Linked DNA regions of Homo sapiens: region 1 is linked to region 2. A link is a loop called in an ENCODE intact Hi-C map of the cell type or tissue named here. Cell type or tissue: OCI-LY7. All regions are shown on one strand. Each heading gives the region's core, and the rest is flanking DNA. Links, peaks and the distances in the headings are about the cores only.

What was found. A loop is a pair of places that touch in the nucleus more often than their neighbours do. Peaks named below come from ENCODE experiments on the same cell type or tissue, not always from the same donor. Only the 100,000 strongest peaks of a DNase experiment are listed, where the experiment ranks them.
Region 1: it touches region 2 in a loop (5-fold over the local background); 1 of 110 quality-filtered maps calls a loop at or near these places.

The regions. Positions count from the first base shown.
Region 1 is chr12:7,936,151-7,941,527 of GRCh38, reverse strand. It overlaps SLC2A3 (solute carrier family 2 member 3), which reads left to right and starts at 5,341. Exons shown (of 10, transcript NM_006931.3): 1 at 5,341-5,377. RefSeq lists a cis regulatory region at 2,967-3,314 and a silencer at 5,163-5,212. In OCI-LY7, for the core only: a CTCF peak has its summit at 3,286; a DNase peak (open chromatin) is centred at 5,087; H3K4me3 peaks cover 695 bases; H3K27ac peaks cover 481 bases.
Region 2 is chr12:7,643,317-7,648,693 of GRCh38, reverse strand. No RefSeq gene overlaps it. Among named protein-coding and RNA genes, the nearest start is that of APOBEC1, 20 kb to the left of the region's middle. In OCI-LY7, for the core only: a CTCF peak has its summit at 3,103 (motif pointing right); DNase peaks (open chromatin) are centred at 2,413 and 3,093; H3K4me3 peaks cover 332 bases; H3K27ac peaks cover 526 bases.

The DNA.
Region 1 (5,377 bases), core at 304-5,303, 290 kb before region 2:
CACACCTGGCTAAATTTTTGTATCTTTCATAGAGACGGGCTTTTGCAATGTTGGCCAGGCTGGTATTGAACTTCTGACCTCAAGTGATCTGCCCGCCTCAGCCTCCCAAAATGCTGGGATTACAACAGGTGTGAGACCCCATGCCCAGAAGAAAAATTTTAAGTGACATATGTGGTTCACATTATATTTATATTGGACAGTACTGGTCTAGGCTTTATTCAATAATTATTGAAGGTATTTGAGTAGGAAATTGATACGATTCAAATTTTGATTTAGGATAATTCATCTAGCACTGATGTGGAATTGATTCATTTTTGAAGAAGGGAGAGGGAGGAGGAGAGAAGACCCTTCTGAAAGTGGTAAGGGCCTGGGAGCTGGGATTAGGCCCTTCAGGGCCAACAGGAGTGACGGATGGATGGTTTAAACCCACTATAGACAGGAAAATCAACATTTCTCAAATTCTTTCTTTCTTCACCCTGAGGACTTATTTTCTACAGTGTTTTCAAATTCAAAGTGAACTCTGCCTACACTAACCTAATAAAGGAAGATAAAAAAGTTGCTTTAACAAAAGTTGTTCTTTATGAGGAATATTACAGATGCAAGCAAAGTTTTAGAGCAGTTACTAGCTCTTTTGTTTCTGTTTTTGTTTTTCTTTTTGTTTTTTTGAGATGGAGTCTTGCTGTGTCGCCCAGGCTGGATTGCAATGGCGCAATCTCAGCTCACTGCAAGCTCCGCCTCCCAGGTTCACGCCATTCTCCTGCCTCAGCCTCCTGAATAGCTGGGACTACAGGCACCCGCCACCACGCCCAGCTAATTTTTTTGTATTTTTAGTAGAGACGGGGTTTCACCGTGTTAGCCAGGATGGTCTCAATCTCCTGACCTTGTGATCCACCCGCCTCGGCCTCCCAAAGTGCTGGGATTACAGGCATGAGCCACTGCGCCTGGTCTTGTTTTTGTTTTTTTTTTGGATGGAGTTTTTGCTCTTGTTGCCCAGGGTGGAGTGCAGTGGTGCAATCTCGGCTCACTGCAACCTCTGCTTCCCAGGTTCAAGTGACTCTCCTGCCTCAGCCTCCTGAGTAGCTTGGATTACAGGCACGCACCACCACTCCCAGCTAATTTTTTAGTATTTTTAGTAGAGACAGGGTTTCACCATGTTGGCCAGGCTGGTCTCGAACTCCTGACCTCAGATGATCCACCCGCCTTGGCCTCCCAAAGTGCTGGGATTACAGGTGTGAGCCACCGCGCCTGGTCCAGTTACTAGCTTTTTAGTGTGTCTTGAAATGCCACTTACATTGTTTTATGAAAGAGACAGTTTTCCCTGTCTTTACCTCAATGCGTTTAAAGCCTTGTGTTCCCTGACTTTAGATTTTATGTTTGTTTTCCACTTGGTTATCATACTAGCAAGCACCCATCCCACAAAGCTGCATGAAACTAGGATTGAGATTTACATTCTGCAGATTTAGATTCCAGGATTGAGATTCACATTACAACTCTTCTCTAGCGGCCAGGGTGAAGGACTATCTAAGCTTGGACATTCCTGTTGCTTTGGGGGCCAGCCCAGTGCAGAACTGGTTTTTGAGCATCAGGTTCCTCCTAGGTCCCACTTGCTCAAGGAATACTTGTCTCAATATGCTCAACACACTTTTTTTTTTCTTTTTTGAGGCAGGGTCTCACTCTGTTGCCCAGACTGCATAGCTCACTGCAGCTTCTACCTCCTGGGCTCAAGTGATCCTCCCACCTCAGCCTCCCAAGTAGCTGGGTCTATAGGCACCTGCCATTACCACGTCCAGCTAATTTTTTTTTTTTTTTTTTTTTTTGTAGAGAAGGGGTCTCACTGTGTTGCCCAGGCTGGTCTCAAACACCTAGGTTCAAGTGATCCTTCCACCTCAACCTCCCAAAATGCTGGGATTATAGATGTGAGCCACTGTGCCCAGGTCAACACATTTGTAGATTCTCAAGACTCGGCTGAATTCCAATTGTAACCTTTAAAAATATATATGGCCAGGGCCGGGCGAGCTGGCTCACACCTGTAATCCCAGCACTTTTTTTTTTTTGGAGATGGGGTTTCCCTCTTGTCACCCAGGCTAGAGTGCAATTGCCCACGGCAACCTCCGCCTCCTGGGTTCAAACGATTCTCCTGCCTCAGCCTCCCCAGTAGCTGGGATTACAGGCTCCCGCCTCCACGCCCAGCTAATTTTTGTATTTTTAATAGAGACAGGGTTTCACCACATTGGCCAGGCTGGTCTCGAACTCGTGACCTCAGGTGATCTGCCCGCCTCAGTCTCCCAAAGTGCTGGGATTACAGGCATGAGCCACTGCGCCCAGCCAATCCCAGAACTTTGGAAGGCTGAGGTGGGGGGATCACGAGATCAAGAGATCGCCGGGCGCGGTGGCTCACGCCTGTAATCCCAGCACTTTGGGATGCCAAGGCGGGATGATCACGAGGTCAGGAGATGGAGACCACGGTGAAACCCCGTCTCTACTAAAAATACAAAAAATTAGCCGGGCACGGTGGCAAGCGCCTGTAGTCGCAGCTACTCGGGAGGCTAAGGCAAGAGAATGGCGTGAACCCGGGAGGTGGAGCTTGCAGTAAGCCGAGATCGCGCCACTGCACTCCAGCCTGGGCAACAGAGCAAGACTCTGTCTAAAAAAAAAAAAAAAAAAGAGAGATCAAGAGATCAAGACCACCCTGGTGTACGACTGGGCTAGGCGGCCAGGCTTGGCTGTATGCAATTTGCCTGCATGCAACGCTCGATATGCAACTTAAAATATTTTCCTGATAAACACAACTTTGTTGTTTTGGTGGGGCTACATATCCCTTTAATTTGTAAATTTAAAATATACAATATGTTTCAAAGACTTAGTACAAAAAAGTAAACTATTAATTTTTATATTGAATGCATGCTGAAATGACAATGTTTTGGATATATTGGGTTAAATAAAATAATTATGAAAAAAATTTATCTTGTTTCTTTTAAAATTTTTAGTGTGGCTACTAGAAACCATAATGTGACATGCTCATATTATATTTCTATTGGACAGCACTGCCCTTTGGGATATCCTTTTTCCTTTAGATACTAAATTCAGTTGCTGTGGTGACTAAAGGGGCCTCTGGCTCAGCATTTCCTGGAAGGCAATGGTGAGATGGGGGAGGGGAGTTGTCATCAAATCAGATTTTAACAATATCCTCGTTAAAGCAAAGGAAGCAACAGTAATCTAGTTTTCTCGGGTCCAGCAGTATCAATTTGAATTCTAGGCCCTCAACCAAAACCCTAAAGGAAGATACACTTTCTCCAATTCACCACTGGGAAAAAGTTTATCTCTTTACCAAGCGTCCTTCACCCACCCTGCCACCTCCAGTACTGAAAGGGTTGCAAGCTACAAATGAATGGGCATTAGGAATTTGATAGTTGATATTCCTCCTCCAAAAAAGCCTAGATACTATCTCTCACTTACCCAGCTGTTTAAACACAAACCAAGTTGTTTTGCTTTGTTTACTCTCAACCTGGAACCACTCTTCTCTCTCCCCGATTATCCCTCCCTCAGTTCTCATTCCTATTTTCTTCTCCTGCTTAGCTTGTTCAGTTTTCTTGTATAGCTTAGTAATCAGATACTTATGTAACACTTTTCTTTCAAGAAACTCACAGTCCATAACTAATAGGATATTAATAATCTTTTCCAGTTATGTGAGAATTACTTGCCCTAGTCCCTTTTTATACTTTATAAAAAGGGAAGAAGGGAAACACTATAAATGACTTGTGGGTCAGAACTCTTTTGTCCTATTATTCTTTTTTTTTTTTTTTTTTGAGACGGATTCTTGCTCTGTCGCCCAGGCTGGAGTGCAGTGGCGCTGTCTTGGCTCACTGCAAGCTCCGCCTGCCGCGTTCACGCCATTCTCCTGTCTCAGCCTCCCGAGTAGCTGGGACTGCAGGCGCCCGCCACCATGCCCGGCTAATTTTTTTTTTTTTTTTTTTTTTTTTTGTATTTTTAGTAGAGAATGGTTTCACCGTGTTAGCCAGGATGGTCTTGATCTCCTGACCTCGTGATCCGCCCACCTCGGCCTCCCAAAGTGCTGGGATTACAGGCGTGAGCCACCGCGCCCGGCCTTTTTTTCTATTATTCACTGAAGAATCACCAGCTTCTTGGAGAGTACCTGATACATAGCGTGTATTCGGCAAATACCTGCTTAATTGAATTCGGTATTTATTGCATTTCTAGATGCTATAAGCTTGAGACTAGCAGAAAGTGATGCAGAATTCAGAATGGGTGATATGGCAAATGCCTTATTAAATATAGGGCTCGGCGCGGTGGCTCACACTTGTAATCCCAGCACTTTGGGAGGCCAAGGCGGGCAGATCACAAGGTCAGGAGTTTGAGACCAGCCTGGCCAATATGGTGAAACCCCGTCTTTACTAAAAATACAAAAATTAGCGGGGCGTGGTGGCGGGCGCCTATAGTCCCAGCTACTCGGGAGGCTGAGGCAGGAGAATTGCTTGAACCCGGGAGGCGGAGGTTGCAGTGAGCCGAGATCGCACCACTGCACTCCAGCCTGGGCGACAGAGAGAGACTCCATATCAAAAAAAAAAAAAAAAAAAAAAAAAGGATATGGATTGTATTCCATAAACAGTTGAACCTCTTATTCCTACTGCCCTGATAGTTGGTCTGGCTCCTAGAAATTCAGATTTTCTTCCCTCCAGGTGAGATTATGCGAAGAAAGGAACACTGGCAAAATTATTTCCCTGATTTTCTTCTCTCAGGCTGTCTTTCCCTCCCCTTTAAGATTGTGTACTCCGTCTCAAAAAAAAAAGAAAAAAAAAAGATTGTAGACCCAGCCTATAAATTCATAGGATCAAGAATTCTTACTAACACTCTTTCTAACAACCTTAAATCTCTGATAGTAGCACCCACTTGACTTCGTTTTGTATGGATAGATTTATTCTAATCTCTCTGTAGATTGTTTTAATCCCAAGCAGATGCGAGAGCATAAAATAGTGTATTTGCCCTCCCTCCAGGCTTTTCTGGTAGTATTTTGTCTGTGAAACTAAGAGGCTCTAGCTGCTATTAGAAGAGGGAAGGAGTAAGGATGAGCTTTTGAAAAAAAAAAAAAAAAAAAAACCCAGGGTGGAGAGAGTGGAAGGATGTGGTTTTAAGAGAGGGGGGAGGGAGGGCGTTATTGTCTGTGGGGCGGGGGCGGGGGTAGTTCTGATAACACAGAATTCCGAGAGATCACAAGATTGCTTCAGGGGGGTGGGGTGGGGTGGGGTGGGGCTGGGGGCTTGTCGCCCTTTCAGGCTCCACCCTTTGCGGAGATTATAAATAGTCATGATCCCAGCGAGACCCAGAGATGCTGTAATGGTAAGACTTTGGATCCTTCCTG
Region 2 (5,377 bases), core at 280-5,279:
ATTATTTGTTTCTTAATTAGAATATCATGAGATTCACAGGTGATTTATAGAGGACTGGATGACCAGATGCAGAGAGGAGCTACCATCTCCATGAGAGCTTCGGAGACCTGCAGAGACATTGCATGACTTGCCTGCGGAAGTTGTTTGATAGGAATTCTCATTGGTTTACAGAAATAATATTGGTTAGTGATTGGCTATACATGGTGTCCAGCACAGGGCATTTTGTGGCTGCTTAGTGTCAGTCTAGAGCCCATGTTGCAAGGGGCTTTAAGAGGTAATTAGCTCAAGCAGAGAGTGAGATGTGATTGCTGTCACATTTTTTTTTTAAGTTTTTTTTTTTTTTTTTTTTTTTTTTTGAGACAGAGTCTCACTCTGTCGCCCACGCTGGAGTGCAGTGGCACAATGTCCGGCTCACTGCAAGCTCCGCCTCCCAGGTTCAGGCCATTCTCCTGCCTCAGTCTCCCGAGTAGCTGGGACTACAGGCGCCCGCCACCACGCCCGGCTAATTTTTTGTATTTTTAGTACAGACGGTGTTTCACCGTGTTAGCCAGGCTGGTCTCGATCTCCTGACCTCATGGTCCGCCCGCCTTGGCCTCCCAAAGTGCTGGGATTACAGGCGTGAGCCACTGCGTCCAGCCTGCTGTCACATTTTAAATATTCCTCTGGGCTTGATAATTTAAAGGAGCTCACATTCCTCAGATAAAATGTTCATTTTCTTTCTCAAACCTAAACATAATATTAACCACCGCTATATTATCATTTTTAGTAGGAGGATGAGAAGGGCTAAATCAGACACAATTACAAAAAACTCTTAGCCTACTCATCAATTACTCATATAAGCTGAGTAACAGCAATTCTAATTTATAACTCCTTTATAATAATATTAAATCTACTAATGAGGCTGGGCGCGGTGACTCATGCCTGTAATCCTAGCACTTTGGGAGGTCGAGGAGGGCAGATCACTTGAGGTCAGGAGTTCGAGACCAGCCTGGCCAACATGGTGAAACGCGGTCTCTACTAAAAATACAAAAATTAGCTGGGCGTGGTGGTGCACGCCCGTAATCCCAGCTACTCAGGAAGCTGAGGCAGGAGAATCGCTTGAACCTGGGAGGCGGAGGTTGCAGTGAGCCGAGATTGCACCATTGCACTCCAGCCTGTGGGACAAGAGTGAAACTCCATCTCAAAAAAAACCCCATAAATAAATAAATAAATAATAAATTTACGAATGAGAGGAGAGTGAAAAGTACCAGTTAGGCAGATAGCTAGGACATGTCCTTGGTAGAATTCCTTTCTAACAAAGAAACAGCTTGAAAGATCAAGCTGCAAGCACAGATCGGGGGCAAGGTCCACCATAAAAATGCCTTCTGTGTAACTAACTAAGGTCACAGTCTGAGCTGTCAAAGTGTCAGTCAAAATCTTGGGTTTATATGTATTTTGGAGTCTAGTAGTTGAGGTCAATTACTCACATGTGTGGTCTGATGAGGTGTGACATACTACTCTTGCAGGGAAGGGGAATTACAATCTATGTTCTTATCACAGCAATACATGTATCACTCAAGTAGCAAACTATGGAAGTAGAATCATTTTAAAGCTTTAAAACAGCACTTTTAGCAGGAAATTTAGCCCAGGGAGGAGCCTCTGTAGATCAAACCATTTTCTCATTACACTTAGCAGGTATTTCATCAATGTTAGGTGCTACTAATCTTATCACAACAATTATTAATATACAACCACAAATTATATCTCAATGTCAAAAATCATCATTTATTTGATCTGCATTAATTACAGCTGTGCTTTTGCTACTTTCTCTTCCAGTTTTAGCATTGATATTACTATACCTGTGCTATTCAAAAACATAACCTTAATACTGCTGTTTTATCCCACAAGGAGACTCAATTTTATATCAATGTTGTATTCTGATTCTTTCTCTTGCAGAAGTTTATGTTGTTATTTTACTCAGATGTAGAAGAGTTTCACATGTAACATATTCGGTTAATAGGAATAGTCTAAACCATGATATCTATTGGTTTCTTAAGATTCACTGTATAAGCCTGATACGGTTTGGATATTTGTTCCCTCCAAATGTCATGGTGAAATGTGATTCCCAATGTTGGAGGTGGATCCTAATGGCGATATGGCTCTGATGAATGAAGGAACACCAGGGTCTTTGGTCTCCTGCTGATTTAGATAAAACAACACGGAAACACCTTGAGTGGTTTTAAGGAGTAGAGAGTTTAATAGGCAGGAAAGAAGGAAGAAGCTCTCCTGTACAGAGACAGAGGGAGTGAGGCTCCAAGGGAGAAACCTCGTGTGTGGTACGGAAGTAGTTGGTTATATTAGGAAGCTGGAGGAGGAGGTGTCTGATTTGCATAGGGCCCAAGGGATTGGTTTGACCAGGTGTGTCATTCACGTAGACCACAAAAAACCCTGGCACTCCCACCTTAGCCCTTTAACATCCAAATGCAGGCCACCAAGATGTCCTGAGCATGTGTGAGTTATCTGGAGGTGGCTATGACACTTGGCACATGTGGTGACAATGAGAAGAGGGTGGGAATTGCCATGTTGGCCATGTTGGGTGGACCTAGTTTCTAATCACTGGCATTTGCATATCAAACTTGCCGGCCTGGTTTTTCAAGCTGCCTGTTAGAAAAGAAATGGTTTGGGGGTTGCTTCTCATGACAGGAAAATTTCCACTGAGAACTTTTACCCTTTCTAGTGGCCTAAAAATTATTTCCTAATAACTCCTGTATTATTCCCTGCCTCAAGAGAAGTAAACCTAACTGCTGTTAAGGGGTGTTGGATGACAATTCTTTCTGGCTACTTCCTGTTGAAAAGGCTCGTCACGTGAGGGACAGCAGTTGGTCCTCCTCCTGAGGTTGATCTAAGTGTTCTAGGAAGAATGGTGTGTCCATGGGTGGCTCTGCTCGCAGCGTTGTTTGGAGTTTGATTGCTTCTAGGTGAAAAGAGATAAATTTTACAAGAAGATTTAAAATATAGGGTTAGAGTATGAGTATTAAGATGACCACCATTAGAGGGAATTCTGTAGACCATAACTGAGTTTGAAATCTGTTAGTTACACCAAAGGGTTGCAATACCGGTTTTCGTCCACTAGATGCCGTTGTACATTACCAGAGACTTTATATAAAAGTAACATTTTCCTTGAGAAAAGCATACATTTTCCTTGAGAAAAGCATACATTTTCCCCTTGACTTCCCATTAGAGAATAATTTTTGGCATAGGCCATTTTTGTGAGTTGCAATATGATTGGGAGAAATATGATATTGGGTGGCTAAAATAACTTTAGCATTAATCTTGGCAATTCCTTTCCTTTAATTAGTAAATTCTTTTGTGACTTTCACAGACCCTCTTACAACATACTCAAACTCTCTGACTTGTCCTAAACATCCTTCCTGTAAACAACCAGTCATTTCCTTTTAGGACAAGAATTTACCATACACAATCCTTCCTTATATAAAATCTTTCTTTATAAACTTCTTTTAATAGTTTAGAATGCATCCTATTACCAACTTTCAGTAAAAAGTCATATCAAACTTAATGATAGTAAAACTTTTATACTTTCATGCTTGCTTTTTTTCTTTTTTTGATATGGAGTTTCGCTCTTGTTGTCCAAGCTGGAGCGCAATGGCACGATCTCAGCTCACCACAACCTCCTCCTCCCAGGTTCAAGCAATTCTCCTGCCTCAGCCTCCCGAGTAGCTGGGATTACAGGCATGCGCCACCACACCTGTCTAATTTTGTATTTTTTAGTAGAGATGGGGTTTCTTCATGTTGGTCAGGCTGGTCTCGAACTCCCGACCTCAGGTGATCCACCTGCCTCGGCCTCCCAAAGTGCTGAGATTACAGGCATGAGCCATCGCGCCCGGCCTTATGCTTGCTTCTTATCCATAACTATCACTCCTGCTATAAGCAAAATAACCTTGACTAAATCTTTCCTGCAATTATTAATCCTAAGATAAGGAAGATAATCAGGCAAAATATTATAACAATTAGAATTTTACAACCAAAATTCCGCATTGTGGGTGCCACGGTGTATAGTTCCATCGCAAATAGTGGTGTAACTATAACATTTCCCACAAGAGTGGCATAGTAAATAATTTTCGTTTAAGTCTTTACTTGCCTAGATATAACATTTCCCTTTGGGGATCTACAAAGTTACAAATGCAATCCCATGTATAATTAAATCTCGCTGCAAATATGCCTTAAAAGGAATTTTAATATTTGGTGGCAGATTTTGAGAGGAAAGGCAGAAATAATAAAAAGTACCCGATGAGGTAGGAGTAGCCCTCACTCAGTTACTTATCTTTTATGATTTTCAGTTTAAGATCTTCTATTTCTCCACATTGATATTCAGGACGTGCCTCTGGGCTGTCAGAGGTTGATCCCTCAGCTGTTCAGGCTTTGACTTGAATGTGGAAGTCAGGAGTTGATTCCTGTAACTTTTACTGCCAATGGTGTTGAAAGAAGAACAGTGTAGGGCCTTTCCCAGCTTGGCTTAGGGAAGGAGACAGAGATGAGGGTTTTCACTAACACCAAATTTCCTGGGTTAAATAAAGGTGGTTCTGTTTCCTGGGGTTGGACTTCTGTTAGTTGCGTTAATTCTTGTTGGAAGTGAGCTAGAGAGGTTACATGCTTAACCAATTTAGAGGTTTCCTGCCTGAAAACAATCTCTGAGCACACTGATAAGTTTTATCCTTTCCCAAGTGAAAAGCTTGGTGAAGGATTTTAAGGACATTGGCTGGAGGCTGGCAAATGGAGTTTGCCATCCTCTGACTGTAGCCTTTCTGAGGGCTGGGAACTACGTCCTCGAGAAGTGGCCTATTTTATTTCTGCAGGGAAATACTGAGGTTTAATTTTTCTTATGGAGCCTTCCTAGATTAGAAGGGGCTTAAGTGCCTTAACGGCTTGAGGCTTCCTTGCCTCTGACTTAACTGCCTGATCAGCTAACCTATTTCCTTTGGCTACCTCATTTGTTCCCTTTTGATGTTCCTTACAATGCATTCCTGCTATTTCTTGTGGAAGAAAAACTGAAGATAACCTGCTAATTTCCTGGTGATATTTTTATAGGGGATCTATTAATGGTAAGAAAATGTCTTTTCTTTCTTTCTTTCTTTTTGAGACGAAGTCTCGCTCCGTCGCCCAGGCTGGACTGCAGTGGCGCGATCTCGGCTCACTGCAACCTCCACCTCCCAGGTTCACGCCATTCTCGTGTCTCAGCCTCCCAGGTAGGTGGGACTACAGGCGCCTGCCACCACGCCTGGCTAATTTTTTGTATTTTTAGTAGAGACGGGGTTTCACCATGTTAGCCAGGATGGTCTTGATCCCCTGACCTCGTGATCCGCCCGTCTGGCCTCCCAAA